Regions from separate parts of the Homo sapiens genome. Here region 1 is linked to region 2. Evidence: read pairs that join two places in POLR2A ChIA-PET (ENCODE). Cell type or tissue: A673. All regions are shown on one strand. Each heading gives the region's core, and the rest is flanking DNA. Links, peaks and the distances in the headings are about the cores only. Region 1 overlaps SPTBN1 (spectrin beta, non-erythrocytic 1). Region 2 has its middle 7.1 kb from the start of EML6.

Region 1 (5,384 bases), core at 190-5,189, 58 kb before region 2:
TTAGATATCTCCCAGCTTAATGGTGGTCTTTGCAGAAAATGTATTTTTCTAGTATAAAATGACCCCATCAAGAGGATGTGGTGCATTCCATTAAGATGTCCCGGGGATCCTCTTTTTCATACAGATCAAGGAAAAATTACTGCAGTTGACGGAAAAGAGGAAAGAAATGATCGACAAGTGGGAAGACCGATGGGAATGGTTAAGACTGAGTAAGGATGTAGTTTATCTTTCTGCTCTTTTGGGTATCAATGGAAAACATGCACGTTTATTTTCTTGCTTTAATTCATTAATGTTATCATTTAAAGATTGTTCGAGTTGTAGATGCCTTTTTAGTGCCCCGTTTCACCATTTCATGGTAAATACTACTTTTAAGAAGCTTCCTATGGCGTAGTCATTTTTCACCTCTTGATTGATCTCAGTGTCATAGGTGGGATTTGGATGTTCTTTAGGGATGACAGAGGGCACCTCCCTGGGAGAATACAGATAGAAGCCCTCTCCCCCATTTGTCTTCAAGAATTCTTACTACAGAATCAAGTTGGAAAGTTGATCTCATTAAGTCATATTTGGTGCTCTTAGTGGAATGTTGATAACATAATAAAAACTAACATCTATTAAAATTTTGCTGTGAATGAGGCATTGTTCTAAGTGGTTTTTTAATGTATTTCTGTGTTTATTCCCCAAAGTGACCCTGTGAATTAGATTCTATTTTTAATTCTCATTTTATAAGGGAATATGTGAGCTAATACAGGGTTTATAATGTACAGTATTAGGAATAGCATTTCATAATTGGTATGAGCACTAACAGCGCAATTCTAGCATTGCTTACCATGCTTTGCCATTCTCTGTTGGAGTTCTGGGCTCTGTCCTTATGTTCTAACTCCATCTATGCATGTTATGGGGGTTTACTAGAAACCAAATGCAAGGGCCTTTTCTGAGAGGTTTGACGGCACACTCTGTTGGGCCCAGAGCCCTCAGAAATCCCACTTTTTGACCATTCTTTGCAGGAGGATTTGGTCTGTATGTTTTGAGAATTGTGGGGCAGTTTCATTCAGCTCAGCAAAACCCACATTACACACTGAACCGGGCACCAGCTTGTACACCAGGGACACAGTGATATGCACAGTCCCTGCCTTGAAAAGCCAGTAAGTCCCTAGTGCAGAGGTGGCATCTTCTTCATGTAGTCATGTTGGGGGCTACCGAGGTGCTGAAAGCAGATAGCTAGCCAGCTCCTTGGGACACCAACGCTGCCCACAGTCCATTTTTTACCTCAATGATCCCAGGCTTTGCTGCATGAAATGAAGTGAAAATCAGTGTTAACTATAGCAGAAAGCCTGGTTCTAACCTACCTTCTCATAACTATGTTGGAACTAGTGTTCCATTTCCTCACAGGTGGAAGAACAGAATGAAACAGAGCAAAAGCCTTGGTCCCCACCATCTGTAGTGTTCCCATATCCTTCCCTCCCTCTAAACCCCCCAAAATAAAACACACAACTACCGCCCAAAAGAGGGCGAGTTAAGAATGCCTGCCCATCTGGCTACGTGTAGATTGTGAATTCCTGCAGGTCTCTGAAGGCTTAGCTCATGAAGTGGGGCCGAGTGAACAGAGCGTTCACTGTAGACCTGCGCTGAGCAGTATGATAGCTGCTTTCCCACGTGTGGCTCTTGAGAACTTGAAATGTCTCAAATTGAGATGGGCAGTGAATGTGTGCCGTAAAATGCACATCAGATTTAGATTTAGAAGAAAAAAGATTGTAACAGATCTCAATAGTTTTTTTCATATTGATTACATGTTGTAATAATTTTATACATATTATGTGAAATACACTATTAAAGTTAATTTCACCTATTTATTTTTACTCTTTTTAATGTGGCTACTGGAAAAGTCAAAGTTGCAAGTGTGGCTCACATTACATTTACATTGGACAGGGCTAATTTAGAGTAGACGATAGACTGGTTATGCAGGTAGCCATCACCAGAGGGCAGCAGTGCCAAGAGGTAAGGCCATATGACTGCCCGGCACCTCCTGGTCAACGTGTACTAACTCATGGTACCCTGTGCAGTTCTGGAGGTCCATCAGTTCTCAAGAGACGCCAGTGTGGCCGAGGCCTGGCTGCTTGGACAGGAGCCGTACCTATCCAGCCGAGAGATAGGCCAGAGCGTGGACGAGGTGGAGAAGCTCATCAAGCGCCACGAGGCATTTGAAAAGTCTGCAGCAACCTGGGATGAGAGGTTCTCTGCCCTGGAAAGGCTGACTACAGTAAGTGGCCGCTGGGCCCTTTGTCTGTTGGTGCCCTGGGCAGCCTTTTCTTCCTGCTTGCCTCTTAGACCAGGGAATTCACACGATTGCTTGTTTTTGTTTTTTGGGTTTTTTTCAAGTAGTGAAGATCATCTTAAAATGGGTGGCTCCTGTGGAGCAGGACCTAGGGAGAGGGTCAGGACTGTTACCTCCTCAGTCACATCCTGGGCACCTGGATTTATGATCCCTTATAGTAGCTTCCTGCCTGGGGGTTGATTGGTGGTGTTTGCTTTTTTCTTCGAATCTTTCATTCTCCCCTATCTCATAAAAGCTTTGTTCTCAAGGGGGCATGGCCTCAAAATTTTCTTCAGAATTTCAGAATTAGAATTCCCATCAAATGGAAGCTTAATCCTAGCCTGTTGTTAAGTCCCCAGTCCTGATCCCCTCTTCTGTCAACATAAAGGCCTTAGAATAGGATTTGTGCACTGGTGTTTCCTCTCCCAAGACTTTTGCATTCCTGGTAGAAAGCTGATCCTTTGCAGTGTACAAAAATGGTGTTTCTGGTTTCCAGTTCTGGGTGTTTAAAATGTACCTGCATACATTTGTGTTAAAACAGAGTACTTCTGGTACATCCATATGACTCATGAAATGGCTTTGTTTCAGTTAGACTATTCTGTGGCTTTTTAATGTGTTGTTTGGGTTTTGGCTGAACACAGATCCCCACCACAGCACAAGCGGCTTCCTTGAGAATTATTGCAGCTCTGTCCCTGGTGTTTGTCTGAGCTCTCCTGGGGAGTCCAGCATGAACCCTCAGGCTCAGGTACTTTTCTCCTCAGCAGAGTTGAGAGTTGCATAGTTACTTTAGAAATTAAACCCAAGCTCCCAGGGGTCCTACAAACAACTCACAGGAATTTTGCCAGCCCATGGAATAGACTATTTCCTGTAGTTTTAGGTTGTAGCTGCAGTTCCTGTGAACCTAATTCCATTTGGCTCAGGATGTTAGAGCTTCTTGTCCAGTGTGGTCCAGTTTAGCAAACTAGACAGGAGGACTTCCTGGGTTCCTAGAACCTTTTTCTGAAAAGAGGCAGAGTTTGGGACTCTACCAAACATCACTCTATTTTCTCTTAGTTGGAGTTACTGGAAGTGCGCAGACAGCAAGAGGAAGAGGAGAGGAAGAGGCGGCCGCCTTCTCCCGAGCCGAGCACGAAGGTTTCAGAGGAAGCCGAGTCCCAGCAGCAGTGGTGAGTCCCAGCAGCTCCAGAGGCTGGACCCTTAGCCTCGGTGGCCAATGAGGTTTATGGGGCATCTTTCTGAAGCCTTGCATTGCTAGGCCTAACCACATGCCCTGCCTACTGATTGCTTCCATAGACTGTTTAAAGGCTGTACAGTTATCCCTAAATAACCTTGGAGGGCACTGATTTGTCCACAGTCACATAGGTATGTAGGTGGCAGAAGTAGAATGTAGACAGTGCCCTTTCTCATCCTGTGTGCACACACACAGGATGCTCAGAACTTCCATATGATTAAATGCATGGAGTGAACTGCCCAGATTTTAGGCCAGTGATTTTGTGGTGATGCGTTTTTTGAGAGTTCTAAGTAACTTCACACAGAGGGCAGCAATTATTCTCTACTTCCAAAGGGCTAATTATTTTGCTATGGTAAGAGTTCCATGGCAACCTCTAATGCTGCCTTTATGTGGTGGAGCGGGGCATAGGGCATTCCTGTAGTCGTATTTTTCTGTCTAGAGTCTATTTAAAACACTTGGAAGTTTCAGATTTAAAAAGAATTAAATTATGTGAAAAGGTTGCACGTAATAAAATTGAGTGATGATGTTCTCCCACCCTTTCTTACTGTTTCCTCTTTCTCCTCTTCTTCCTTTCCCTTCCTCCTTTTCCCCTCTTCCCTAACAGGGATACTTCAAAAGGAGAACAAGTTTCCCAAAACGGTTTGCCAGCTGAACAGGGATCTCCACGGGTTAGTTACCGCTCTCAAACCTACCAAAACTACAAAAACTTTAATAGCAGACGGACAGCCAGTGACCAGCCATGGTCTGGACTGTGAAGTTCACTACCATTTGTCAAGAATCACCCTTTCCAAATCCTCTGGGTTTTGACTTTTTGGCTTCCACTTCACCCAAAATGTTAAAATTTTTACTTAATTCATAGCCTTCCTTGGTTTCATATTTGTTTGCATTTAATTCATGTTTGAGTCTCTTAACTGATGGATGCCCACTTGCCTTAAAGCAGCATACTTATTTTTTGTTTATTTATTGTGAGCTTTTTACTTTATTAAGATTTTACAGCGAAACCCTTACATGAGTAATTGAAATGAAATTAAATGAGATTACAGCATAATGAAGAAGAAAACTAGAATCTAACAGGTATGACACATTCAGTTATTCTAACAGGGCACAGTACTGTGCTATATGTAGCCGCCTTTACAGATGTTATTAACCTATAGTAGTTTACTATTAACTAGGAAGACTGGTGTATGAGGAGGGAGACATTCTGTAATAAGATTAAAACCTAAAGTCAGCTGTGTAACATTCCATGAAAGATGCATTCATTTATTGAAGATGACAAAAAAGGGAGTCAGATATATTCTGGAAGCTATTTTAATTTTAGGCACACAATCTCATACATTTTGAGACCCTTGGGTCATTTATTACTTTTTACAAACTAGTTCCTCTCTTTTTTTCTGCCAAGTCCTGAATTGAAAACTGTAGGCTTCCTTGCACAGATGTTGCAGCCAGCCTCAGGAGTAAAGTGCCCGCTGACTGCTGCCGCCACCTCTGTCTCGCTCCCTGTCAGTGCTGCTGGCACGTGGGACGCGGCAGGTGACAGCCGTTCTCAGCATGTTTTAGAAGCTTGCCTCACAGACTTCCATGCCTCTCCATTCAGCCGATGACTTCAGGGTGTCAAACTGTTTTAATTTTTCAAACAAATGGAACAGAAGCCATTGTGGTTCATCCTGATTACTTGAACGTTGCACTTGGTGGACCGTGCCTGGGAGCGCTCGCATGCCCCCTGGCTTCAGAAGTCATGTCAGTGTCTCTGTAGACAAACTCCACTGTACATCTTGGATTAATCTTCTGATTCATTGTTCATTTTCTCAAGACTTTTTGTGGAATTCTCTGATAAAGGAAGCT
Region 2 (5,384 bases), core at 132-5,131:
ACTGAAAGGATTGCCCCGTTGGACTATTCCAGGATGCTTTCAGTGTATTATATTAATCCCTCCCCACACCAATACTCAAGTATTATTGCTCTGAATATATAAACACTCAATAAAGTTGTTATGGACTCCTTATCCTTGGCAATCACCTGAGCCTCCTTTAGTAGAATTAAAGTATCTCTAAAATACCTTCCAGCTCTAGAATCCTGATTCTTAGGTGAAGATTACTATAGTTTCCTCTTTAGTATAAACTTCAACAGTATTCTAGAATGTATACCTGAAGGTAACACACAATTATTAATAATTATTATTAGTAATAATAATTGTTTTTAAGATAGAATCTCACTCTGTTGCCCAGGCTTGAGTGCAGTGGTGTGATCTCGGCTTACTGCATCCTCTGCCTTCTGGGATCAAGAAATTCTCATGCCTCAGCCTCCCAAGTAGCTGGAACTACAGGTGCACACCACCACACCTGGCTAATTTTTGTATTTTTAATAGAGACAGGGTTTTGCCATGTTGCCCAGGCTGGTCTTGAACTCCTGGCCTCAGGCAGTCCACCTGCTTCGGCCTCCCAAAGTGCTGAGATTACAAGTGTGAGCCACTGCATCCCGCCTAGTAATAATAATTATTAAATTATTATTTTAGAAACCTACCTAGCAGTGAGATTGTTGCACATCTTTAAAATTTTGAAACACAAATTAATACCTTCTATAGGAAGCTCTCATTGCTCTTACTAGCAAACACTGGAAAAACTTAATATCTAAGAAAAGATTTAAAACTGGGGGAAATGTAGTGCAACTTAGTATAATAGGAAATTTAATATATCTGGAAGAGATTATCATAAATTGTCAAAAAATGTAATAATGCAAATAGGGTATTTCTTGGTATGGATTTTAGAGAAGGCAAATAAATTAGTGTATAGGGCCCACTTGGGAAGAATATATAATGATGCCAGATACGGTGGTCCAGATCTAACAACTAGATGTTACCCCTATTATAAGAGATCCAAAACATTGAACTGTGTTGAAAGTATAGCATGCATTATTAGCTATATGACTGACTTTTCACATTTTTTCTTTGAGGCTAGCGTTTCAATAGGGGCTTTATTAAAAAGGTACACTATGACTGACATATTATCAGGAGGAAAAAAAGAATTGTTATCAGCGTTAATGTCTGGATTAAGAAATTTTAAGTGATGTGAAGTTTCAAATGTCTGTACGTTGCAAGTTGGTCTTCAGGCAATCTAGACTTTATGTAGAGTTCTAGCTAGTTACATTTGAAAGACCAGACTCTCTCTGGGTATCTAGGCATGCTTTTTAGAATAGGTCCTTTTCACACAGGGATTAAAGAGGCTTTTTCTCACTTGTCTGACCCGGTTCTTTTATGTTATCTTTATTGTACAGAGAATAAAGAGGAACCCCATCTTCAGTAAAATAAATCATAAAAACTTTTCGTTGATTTGATATTCTCTTAGACTGTACTGCCTTCCACAGCTCAATAGACAGAAACTCTTTATCCTTTATTTAAAAAGTTTGAAAAAAGATGGGAGGGGGATGGGAAACTTTAGAAATTTTTTTTCCTCCCCAAATGACTGATAATTGCCCATTCCCTTTAGCCCTAGCATTTTATATCTTCTAATGTGACTTGTATAGTTTATCTAAGATGTTAATTATTCCTGTAAACATGCTAAACATAGAATAAGTTCTGGATGATAGACAAAAATGCTGAATTTTAATTGAAAAATCAATCACTTCCTTTATGAATAAGAAATCATTTCTGCTCTAAAAATAACTGCCATTTAAGAAACTGAACAGACAAATGATTGGTACATATAATATGCAGGAAATCCACGTCACAACGAAGTAAAACGAGTCCAACTTTGTTTTCATTTTTAATAGCTTTGTTGAGATATAATTTAGATAGCATACATTTCACCTACTTAAAATGGTGCTCTTTAGTATATTCAGAATTGTGCAACCATCATTACCATCTAATTTTAGAACATTTTTATCATGCCTGCCCTCCAAAACCCCATAACCATTAGCAGTCATTCCCATTTCCCCGCCTACCCACCTCCAGCTATAGGCAACCACGAATCTACTTTCTGTCTGTTTATATTTGTCTATTCTGGACACTCCGTCTGAAAATGGAATCACACAATATGCGTCTTTTGTGACTGGCTTCTTTCACCCAGAATTTTTTTTTTTTTTTTTTTTTTTTTTTTGAGATGGAGTCTTGCTCTGTCGCCCAGGCTGGAATGCAGTGGCACGATCTCGGCTTACTGCAACCCCCGCCTCCTGGGTTCAAGTGATTCTCCTACCTCAACCTCCCAAGTAGCTGGGACTACAGGCGCCCACCACCATGTCTGGCTAATTTTTGTATATTTAATAGAGATGGGGTTTCACCATGTTGACCACACACCACATAAAATTTTTTATTTTAAAAATAAAATAATATTTTTAAGGTCTATGTTGTAGCTTGTATTAGTTCACTTCTTTTCATTGGAAAATAATTTTCCATTATGTAAACACATTTTATGTATTCATTCACAAATTGATGGATATTTGGATTATTTCCACTTTTTGGCTATTATAAGTAATGCTGCTATGAACATTCATTAACAAGTTTTTGTGTGGATGTATGTTATTCTCTGTCTTGGGTATGTACCTAGAAGTGGAACTGTTGGGTCATATGGTAACTCTATATTTAACTTTTTGAGGAACTGCCAGATTGCTTTCCAAAGCAGCTCCATCTTACTGAGATATAATTTATCCTCATAAGCAGTGTATGAGGGTTCAAATTTCTCTACTTCCTCTCCAACACTTGTTACTGTCTTTTTGATTATACTTATTCTAGTGGGTGTGAAGTGGTATCTTGTGGTTTTGATTTGCATTTCTGTGTTGGGTAATTATGTTTAGCATCTTCTCGTGCTATTTTTATTTTTAAGTCTTTTACTTAAAAATGTGGACTCTAACCCCATTTGTTGATAACTGGTTATATACTACTGTCAATTTTTATTAGTTTAATGGTATCTAAAGTGTGATACCAATGAGGTCAAGGCTACAAGTTCTAGTTCCAAATAATTGGTTGGTTTCATACAGAAGAAATTGTGGTTAAACAGCTACACTCATATGTCCTAACTGTGTCCATCAATCTGACAGGCTTTTAATTTATTTTTATTTTTTTGAGGCAGAGTCTCACTCTGTCGCCCAGGCTGGACTACTGCAGTGAACTGTGATTGCATCACTGCACTGCAGCCTCAGTGACAGAGTGAGACCCTGTCTCAAAAAACAAACAAAAAATAAATAAAAAGCCTTGTAATTTTAAACGTACAAACTTTCCCCTGCACCCAGGAATATACTGTACAATCCTAGCCTCCCTTGCAGCTAGACACACTTGGTTACTAAATTCTGGCCAATGGGATAAAAGCAAAAATGTTGTATGAGACTTACAGAAAATATTCTTAAAGGGAGAGGATATGCCCATCTTGATTTCTCCTTTCTGTTAGCAGGAATGCAAATATAACCACTAAAGTTTGTTCTATCGTCTTAGATCATGAGGTGAAAGACGTGTGCTGGATGTAGCAAGACAGGAGGGAGGATTCTGAGGATCGGACAATTTCTTGAAGCTGCTGTACAAGACCTCAACTGCCTATCTCCACACTTTTTATGTGAGAGAGAAACTTCTACCTTCTTTAATGGTTTGAGATCTTTAGTCATTTGCCATTAACCTTCATCATAACTGTCACAGTGCTATAGAATTTCTTTAATATTTCAGAATATCTGCCTGTTGCCTTTATACGTAATTTAGCTAGTTATAATTCTGATGTTACACTTTGTTCCTCTCAGAACTTACAGACACTGCTCCATTTTTTCTGGCAGCATTGCAAGTTGCAGTGTAGAAAACTGAGACCAGCCTGATTTCCACACACATCCTCGATTTTTGTTTCTACCTAGATCCCTGAAATAAATTTTCCCAATTTTTTATTTCAAAAATTAAAACAAGTAGAAAAACATCTAGATTCAGCAATTGCTGATATTTTCCATATTTGCTTTGTCTCATGTATGTGTATGTCTGCATGTGTATGTATATATTTCTCTATTTCCATCCACATTTCTTCCTGAATTAGCTAGAAATAAGCTGCAAACAATATTTTACTACTAAATACTTCAGGATGTGTTTCATAAGATTTTCCTAAAAATAAAAACAGCAATTCCTTAATATCCTCTAGTATGCATTCTGCATTCAAACTTCCCTAACCACTGTTTTTCCCCACATTCTATTTAAAATGTGGGGGAAAAACAAAACAAAACCAGCAGGATCCGATCAGGATTCACACAGTGTTTTTCGTTGTTACATCTCTTTAGTCTCTTTTACTAAAGCAAGAATAATCCCTTGCTTTTTAGTTTTTTAGTTGTTGTTATTACATTTACCTTTTGATGAGGCTAGGTCATTTGTGTTATATACTGTCCTACCTTCTGGCTTTACCTGATTGTTTTCTTGTGATTTCAATTAACTCATTCATCTATGCCATTTTTTCTATAAACTGAAAGTTAGGTCTCAAGGCTTAATTAGACTTGGGTTAGATATTATTTGGTAAAAATGTTTTATGCAGCATTTTATACTCATCACATCAGGAGGCAGGAGGAGCAAGTTGTTCTGCCACTAACGACACTAAGTTTGAAAAGCTGAGATAGTGTCCTCCAGATCTCTTCATTTAAAGGTAAATAATCTGTGGGATGATTTTTTTTTTAGCTTATAGGAACACCCTTTCATCGGATTATTTCAGTATACAGTCGATCCTTGAACAACACAAGTTTGAACTGTGTGGGTCCACTTTATATGAGGAGTTTCATTCTGCCTCTGCCACTCCTGAGTTAGCAACATCAACTCCTCTTCCACCTCCTCCTCAGCCTACTCAACGTGAAGACGTTGAGGATGAAGACCTTTATAATGATCCACTTCCACTTAATGAATAGTAAATATATCTTTTCCTCCTTATGATTTTCTTTTCTTTTTCTGAGACGAGGCAAGGAGGAGCAAGTCACATCTTACATGGATGGTGGCAGGCAAAGAGAGCTTGTGCAGGGAACTTCTGTTTTTAAAACCATCAGATCTCGTGAGACTCATTCACTATCACGAGAACAGTGCAGGAAAGACCTACCCCCATCATTCAACCACCTCCCACCAGGTTTCTCCCACAACACATCAGAATTGTGGGAGTTACAATTCAAGATGAGATTTGGGTGGGGTCACAGCCAAACCATGTCACTGATATCTTAAATTCATGTTGTAACTAAGTTCTTCTCTAGCAGAGAATGTAAACTGTCTTCCAGATGGGGTTCTTCATCTATCTTTTGCATGTTATATACCTTTCTTTCAGGATT

Evidence for each region. Peaks named below come from ENCODE experiments on the same cell type or tissue, not always from the same donor. Only the 100,000 strongest peaks of a DNase experiment are listed, where the experiment ranks them.
Region 1: POLR2A ChIA-PET joins it to region 2 with 15 read pairs; 10 of 35 experiments call an interaction of 5 or more read pairs at or near these places.

Annotation. Positions count from the first base shown.
Region 1 is chr2:54,655,790-54,661,173 of GRCh38, forward strand. It overlaps SPTBN1 (spectrin beta, non-erythrocytic 1), which reads left to right. Exons shown (of 36, transcript NM_003128.3): 29 at 125-209; 30 at 2,061-2,257; 31 at 3,365-3,477; 32 at 4,147-4,210. Among named protein-coding and RNA genes, the nearest start is that of SPTBN1-AS2, 22 kb to the right of the region's middle. In A673, for the core only: CTCF peaks have their summits at 1,972 (motif pointing right) and 2,174; no DNase peak of the experiment used is centred there; H3K27ac peaks cover 912 bases.
Region 2 is chr2:54,713,858-54,719,241 of GRCh38, forward strand. No RefSeq gene overlaps it. Among named protein-coding and RNA genes, the nearest start is that of EML6, 7.1 kb to the right of the region's middle. In A673, for the core only: no CTCF peak of the experiment used is centred there; no DNase peak of the experiment used is centred there.